Regions from separate parts of the Homo sapiens genome. Here region 2 is linked to region 1. A link is a loop called in an ENCODE intact Hi-C map of the cell type or tissue named here. Cell type or tissue: MCF 10A. All regions are shown on one strand.

Evidence for each region. A loop is a pair of places that touch in the nucleus more often than their neighbours do. Peaks named below come from ENCODE experiments on the same cell type or tissue, not always from the same donor. Only the 100,000 strongest peaks of a DNase experiment are listed, where the experiment ranks them.
Region 2: a loop joins it to region 1, with 2.5 times the contacts of the local background. A loop is called at or near these places in 3 of 110 quality-filtered maps.

The regions. Positions count from the first base shown.
Region 1 is chr1:223,809,817-223,813,816 of GRCh38, forward strand. It overlaps TP53BP2 (tumor protein p53 binding protein 2), which reads right to left. Exons shown (of 18, transcript NM_001031685.3): 4 at 615-697. Among named protein-coding and RNA genes, the nearest start is that of TP53BP2, 34 kb to the right of the region's middle. In MCF 10A, a CTCF peak has its summit at 2,004; a DNase peak (open chromatin) is centred at 2,015.
Region 2 is chr1:223,886,268-223,890,267 of GRCh38, forward strand. No RefSeq gene overlaps it. Among named protein-coding and RNA genes, the nearest start is that of TP53BP2, 42 kb to the left of the region's middle. RefSeq lists an enhancer at 1,597-2,796. In MCF 10A, no CTCF peak of the experiment used is centred here; a DNase peak (open chromatin) is centred at 2,014.

The DNA.
Region 1 (4,000 bases):
TAAATATATAATTTTCCTTTTTTTTTTGAGACAGAGTGTCACTCTTGTTGCCCAGGCTGGAGTGCCATGGCGCGACCTAGGCTCACTGCAATCTCTGCCTCCCGGGTTCAAGAGATTCTCCTGCCTCAGCCTCCTGAGTAGCTGGGATTACAGACATGTACTACTACACCCGGCTAATTCTGTATTTTTAGTGGAGATGGGGTTTCTCCATGTTGGTCAGACTGGTTTTGAACTCCTGACCTCAGGTGAGTCACCCACCTCAGCCTCCCAAAGTGCTGGGATAACAGGCGTGAGCCACTGCACCCGGCCAATTTTGCATTTTTAATAAAGTGATGATTGCAACAAATAAAATCACCAAATAAGAAATACTTCCTCAAACTTGCTCAGCATTTATTTTGTCTGAATTTGTGTCACATTAAACATACAACTTCTTCCAATAGTCAGCCATATACAGATCATTAAAATTAATAGTTTCTATGAAACAAATTTAAAATAACCTTTAAAAAGCGGCCATCCTTAGCCCATTGAATAACAAAGTAATAATGAATAAGATTTAAAGTTAAAAAATATGTATCACTGTGGTATATACAGTATGGATAAAAACAACAACTTACACCGTTCTCCTTTCTTCGATATTCACCAGGAACTTTTACACCATTTCTTTTTAAACTTGGATCCTGAGATCTTGGTCCACTCACTAAGGACAAAATTCAAAAACTATGCATTAACACTAGAGTTGACAGATATTTTAAGAACCAGTTCATTTCTGAGTTCTGTCATTACTGTTTGATATTTTAAGTTGAATGTATTCTTAAAACAAAATATTTTCTAATAGCAATGGACTTAAGGTCTCATAACTCAGTGTGTTTTGCAAAATTAATTTCATGGAACAGTGAATACTCAGCACTACTAAATATCACATGCCACCTATTCATTAGGAAAGCTGTCTGATTCACATACCAAAGGAGGAAAAATTAACAAACGTAATGTACTTCTGACTATGAGTAATTCATACCATTTGCTTATAGTTGCTCTTCCTAGTCATCTATTTAGCTACTCAGTAGTTAAACCAAGAAAAACTTCACTGAAATAGTTGAAAATTACATCAATGCATCCTTGTACTCGCTAACAATATTTTTAACTTATTATGAGAAGAAAGCACTTAAAAAAAGGAACAAGTAGTATCTTAATTATTTGGTTTATTGCAAACATTTTGTGGTAATTTGTAAGTACTATGAGGTACTTCCACATTTATTTAAGCAAAATATTTGTTTAAGTTTGTGAAGGTACTATCCAGAAACACTATATATTCTGCTTTTTTGGCTAAAAAGAATTTTTAAAGCCAAAATACATGGGTCTTTCAGTACCACTTAATGTATCATAAAAGGAAACGTCTTAATTTAAACTAATACATTATAAGAAGCAAATAATACCAACAGAGAATTTTAAAAATATATTAAGCTCATACCTGTACTTCCCAGAAATTAAAAAAATTATCAAATTACCTCCCAAGAAACTTAAGTAAAATGTCTATTATAACTGTCAGGAATCTTAGCACAAATTCCCATTGCTAATAAACAAATAAATAAACATGTCTACTCAGAGCCAAGTATCACACTTGCACCTAATTCTAATATGATCAGCTTTTATTTTTAAAATGCAGCTCAATTATCTGGCAAAATAGCTCAGGTAATCTGCCACAATATTTCTGTAAGAAAAAAAAACTTCTATAATTTCAGAATAATTGCTTTCTTTGCTGTCTTAAAGAGAGAGCACTTAACTAGTTTCTCCTTTGTATCATCAGTTACCTAATTAAAGTAAGCAATAAGAGCCTTAAACATAATTTCATATACATTCAGGGTCACAGGTCCTAATTGAATTGGAAAAAGAATATGGTGACAGTCTCCTAATCCTTAATCGAGAGGTCTAGACCAAAAACAGTAAGTTAACACCTTAATAAAGGAGACTGAAAAACAATCCTTGTTTTATCCCAATTTCAACACTATGTGGCACTGGTGTTTTGTGACAACGTGAAAACAGCTCCTTTATCTTCAGATTATATTTCTCACATTACTGACACTGAAACTGCATATTGCACTATTGAGAGACTATTTAATAATTTATCCAGTACTATACAGCAAGATATTTGAACAGGTAGATGAATGGGTAAAATTCAACTAATTAGATGAGTGCATGTGATGTAAATAGAGAACAAAAAAAAAAATAAGATGCAAATGCCAATATAAAACTACAAAAAAAAAAAGAAAAAAGCCTACGGAAAAAAATACATGTTTACTTAAAATAAAATTACAGACACCAGTGATACTGAAAGGCAACCAGGTAGCTTGGCTGAGGTGATTCAGGTTCCACTCCTGGCTCTGCCTCTAGGTGTGTGGCCTCTGACAAGTCACTTAACCCCTAAGTATCAGCATTTCTCATCTGTAGGGTAGAAGGGGCCAAACTAAGTCAATTCTGCCCCTCAGCTAACCCGTACTATAAATTTAATCATTCCTAATGGTCAGGTACCATATAGACACTTGCGTTAATGCAACAGTTAGTTAATAAAACTGAACTTTTTTTTTGGAGACGGAGTCTCGCTCTGTCGCCCAGGCTGGAGTGCAAATGGTGTGATCTCGGCTCACTGCAACATCCGCCTCCCGGGTTCAAGCGATTCTTCCACTTCAGCCTCCCAAGTAGCTGGGATTACAGACGCCCAGCTAATTTTTGTTTTTTGTTGTTGTTGTTGTTGTTGTTTTCGTTTTTTCAGATGAGTCTTGCTGTGTCGCCAGGCTGCAGTGCGTGGTGCCATCTCGGCTCACTGCAACCGCCAACTCCCTGATTCAAGCGATTCTCCCGCCTCAGCCTCCCGAGTAGCTGGGATCACAGGCACATGCCACCATGCCCAGCTAATTTTTGTATTTTTAGTAGAGACAGGGTTTCACCATGTTGGCCAGGATGGTCTGTCTCGATCTCCTGACTTCGTGATCCTCCCGCCTCGTCCTCCCAAAGTGCTGGGATTACAGGCGTGAGCCACCATACCCGGCCTAATTTTTGTATTTTTAGTAGAGACAGAGTTTCGTCATGTTGGCCAGGCTGGTCTCAAACTCCTGATCTAAGGTGATCTACCCACCTCAGCCTCCCAAAGTGCTGGGATTACAGGCATGAGCCACCGCGCTCAGCCAAAACTGAGCTTTTGTAATGTCCAATAACCCTGCTCGTTCTCCCACATCCTACAAGACTGCTGGGTCACAGGGATGGCTGTGTCCCCAGTGTCTACTGCTGCTTCCCACCCACACTCTCTCTCCACCCTCCCCCTACAGTCATCTATAAACTCTGGTCACAATCCCTGGTCACTAACGATGTGACCAACTGACTCCCTTGTTCTCTCCACCTCCAAGTCCTGCCTTCATTCTGGATGACATTACCGCCCAAATGCTAGCCTCTCAGTTCTAGCTTTCTCGTCTCCACTCTAATTCAGCCTCATTTCAGGGCCCCACCTGGGACCACAACACTAGAAGCCCTCTACCTCCGAAATTTTCAATTCAAACCTTCTGTTTTTTGACCACTATTTCCTTTCAATCTCAGGCGTCTCACTCATTTCCTCTCACACCTGTTCTTTCATCTAACTGAGACTCACAGCCTCTTAACTCTGTCTACTCTTTCCCCACAGCCCCTCCTGTCTTCACTTCTTCCCCACCCAGCTAAGGTATCACCTTGCCAATACCCTCTTCTCCCCTGTCCCACTGAACTCCCATTGAATTTGTCTAGAAACCTTGGGTTTTCTAGACAATTGCCTAGAAAAATTTGTCTAGACACCTTTGTTTTCTTCTCTTCTTACAACCCACCTGGGCTGTAGACCACCACTGGAGAAAAATCATGTATGGTCTCATGGTCTCTAATCTCAACTGGCCTCAATGGTTCCCAGCAGTCTGGCTTCCCTAGTAAGCCCTCTCTCCTAATCTCCAAAACAGCTCCAGCTTCCCACCCACCTCCATCATCA
Region 2 (4,000 bases), 76 kb after region 1:
TCAAAGTATAGAGAAGAAGAGGAAGAAGCTCTTTAGACAGAGCTCCAATTGGGCATTTTTCAGTCTCCTAGATAATGAAGCCTTCATTTATTGAGTGCTTGCAATTTATAGAGCATATCTATGATATCATTTTACTAACTTCTCACAACTCTGTGAAATATTTATTATATCTCCACTTTACAGAGAAATAAACAACAGTCAAAAAGGTAAAGTAACCTGAGCCAAGTTAGTGGAGGAGGCTGTAATTAAAACCCAGGTCAGTTTCATTCCAAATCCCACCCTTTTTACTACATAAGCCTGACCTACCTGGGGGCTTGGTGGCTGAAGAGTGATATGCCACCGAGGAGACAGGTCAGCACTGTTTCCTTTGGGTCAACGGCCCTTAATCTCTTACCTCAGCCTCGTGATTACATGGGGTTTTCCATGTTTGTTTTCTAGAACAGAGTCAAATGGTTTGCTTAAATCATTGCAGATCAATAAACACGTTAACTCTAAAACAAGTGCACACAGTGTGACATTACCTCCCATCTCCACCTGTTTACTCTGTTTCCTGAGATGACTCATCCTAGCTGGTCCTCATCCATGTATCAGCCTGCCAGCAACCCTGAGGGCATTCATTCACCCTCAGTTGTACCTACTTCCATCCTCTGGGATTTCCACTTGAAAGACCTTCTGCCTCAGTGTCCACACATTGCAGGCTCACTCTGTGAGGGGGTTGCAGTGGGACTAAAAGGGGATCTCCACCATGTGATTGTCTTTTTTTTTTTTTGAGGCGGAGCCTCGCTCTCTCATCTGGGCTGGAGGGCAGTGGCACCATTTCGGCTCTCTGTAACCTCCCCCTGCCCTGGTTCAAGCAATTCTCCGGCCTCAGCCTTCTGAGTAGCTGGGACTACAGGTGCGCACCACCATGCCCAGGTAATTTTTGTATTTTTAGTAGAGACGGTTTCACCATGTTGCCAAGGCTGGTCTCAAACTCCTGAGCTCAAATTATCCTCCCACCTTGGCCTCCCAAAGTACTGGGATTACAAGTGTGAGCCACCGTGCCCGGCCTACCATGTGATTTTCTAAGATGTTCTTAGGGAAACATATTCACACACACACACACACACACACACACACACACTCCTGCAACGTGGTGTATATAATGCTGGAAGTAGCGTCAGAGATTAGGCATTAGTGAAGAGTCCCTGAGTGAGACCAGAGAAATGTGAGCTAAAGATTCATAATGGAAGCAATGGTCAAGGGTAATGACCTGGCCCACTCTTTGTAGCAAAGCTACCTACTACTTTTGTGAATGAAGCAACTGGAAATCAGACAACGCCGGGCATGATGGCTCACACCTGTAATCCCAGCACTTTGGGAGGCCCAGGCGGGAGAATCATTTGAGCTCAGGAATTTAAATGAGGGGAATACAAGGTGTGTTGCAGGAGTTTGTGTATTCTCTAGAATGTTTCTGTAGAATGACTTGCCCTTCTTCACTGTGGCTGCAGAAAAGACAGTAATCAGGGCTTCTAGAAAAGGGGATCATGTTGCTTTCCCAACATAAATAACAGACTAGTCAACTTGGAAAAAAATTCAGGGAAGCTGAAATCCTTCCCAAGCTCCTGATTTAATCAACAGTATTAGCTGAGACAGTAATCCACCCCTCAAATTCTGCAACATTTGACTCTGTATCATCTGCCAGGCCAACAGAAATAGCCCTTGACTGTAGCATTAATCAACGGCACTAAAGCCATCTAAAAAAAGAATGTGTCTGAGAGGAACTGAGCTAGGAAGAAAAAATAGATACAAGGAGACAAAAGTTGTCGAAAGCATCTAGCCCCGTCCGAGACTCTGCATCTGGGGTCACTGAACACACAGCCCCGTCACTGGAGAAGTATTCTCTGCTGAGAAGAGATTTTCCATCAGGCTTTACGGGAACGCAGGTGACGTATACCCTACAGCCATGGTGCTTTCCTTTCCGGTTTCATGCTTAGCAAAGAGCCCTCTGATTAATGATGCGTCACCCGAGAGCCCGTCCACTAGAAATGATGGCAATGTTCCTCCTAAGGGCACAGATTGGTGACCCAGGCAATCTGTCACTGTAAGGGGAAATCCCTGTTGCAAATCATTCTGCTGGAATTCTGATGAACATGTCTACAGTCAGCTCAGCACACAGCAGGGTGGATGAAGTTTCCTTCATGAAATCCAGGCTCAGAACCTAAAAAAATCCAAGGGTTGAGCCAAGCCCTTCAGAGGTATTTGGGGCCCTGTGTGTGACCCATTAGATTGCCATTAGTAACAAGCCCACCCCTCCAAAGAACCCCTTTCCACATCAGAATGCTTAGAAGTCACACCTGTGTCGTAATGATACCATTTGCAAAGACCTTGCTTGGAAGTAATTTTTCAGTATTTGGTTGCCCATGAAAATATCTGATTTTTTTTCCTTCCACCCACAATGAATGTAGTCCATAACACATACAAATACACACACACATTTTCACTCTTCCTCCTGCTTTACCAGTTTTACACATCTCTGCATCAGGACCCAAACTTGAGCACTCAGGATCTCAACCACAGTTGAGATCTCTTCTTCACTGTCATCCCGGCACATCAGTTACTTAAAACAACCCAATTTCAAGAACTGATAGACCTTCATTTCTGGACACACCAAAAACAAGCAAATTCCAGAGGATCAGCTTCAGGGTGGCAGAATGGAAGGAGTAAAAGCCAACCACGGGGCCAGGTGCAGTGGCTCACACCTGTAATCCCAGCACTTTGGGCGGCTGAGGTGAGCAGGTCACCTGAGGTCAGGAGTTCAAGACCAGCCTGGTCAACATGGTGAAACCCCGTCTCTATTAAAAACACAAAATATTAGCCAGGCATGGTGGCGGGCGCTGGTAGTCCCAGCTACTCGGGAGGCTGAGGCAGGAGAATCACTTGAACCCAGGAGGCGGAGATTGTGGTGAGCCAAGATTGCACCACTGCACTCCAGCCTGGGTGGCGAGTGAGACTCCGTCTGAAATAACAACAACAAAAAGCCAACCATGGGATCTGTGGCACAGCTCTCACTTCACCATTAGCTCACCCAGGACTGGCAAGGGAGTGCCGACTGGAGAATCTTATCCTCTGTTCCTTAGCTGTTTACATGTATAAAGCCTGAGGGCTTTGCACCTAATTAGGGTTTCAGAGCTTTGTTTTTCTCTCAACTAATTACATTTGCCTTGTGGGGAAGAGCCTCTGTCCAGGAGGCATTGCTCTCTGAAAATCTGTCTCAGCCCAGCAACAGGTGCAAGAAGGTGAACAGCTCCTCTCCCCACCAATGCGGTGAGATGCCGAGCCAGGCCCTGGCTTCTTCTTGCTCCTCTCCTTTCATTATCTCTAACTCCAGTGTCAGCCCTCAAGCAGTCCCCTGCTTGGTCACCCCTGGCAAGGTGGGGAATGTTCTCTTAACCTGCAGCTTTCTCCTTCGGGAACAAAGCGCAGCCTCTTAGCAGCTAGCAATCAACTCCTGTGCTCGGGGCCTTCCAGCCAGGCCTTCTGCAGTGCACCCTGGTAGGGGGTAAATTATCCTGAGCTTGGAAAATGTGACTGAAATCACCTCTGACAGAGGGAAATGGGTTTTCATAAAAGACGTTTCCTCACCTTCGGTTGCAACTCAATTCAACTGACCATTTCCCACCCTGGATCTCAAAAGAAATTTCTGCTTTGCTTCTGGGTATGAGCCTGGGTGATAATGAAAGGTACTTAGGAAGCCAGGCCTATTGAAGCAGCGTAGCCCTCAGAGGGGCATGGCTGACTTGGCTAAGAGTAGGACAGGGTGTGGGGTTGAGGAATCCATGGGGACTCAGGGCATCCTGTCGCAGACACAGGAGCTGACCCAGCCACAGGGTCACAGGACAGCCTGTGTCACCACAGTCTCTGTGCAGAGTCCAGAGTTCACAAATGAGATAAATGGACATTTGCTGACTGGGGTAACTCAGCATCTATTCACCCTATTTCTGGGAAAAGCCTCAATTTA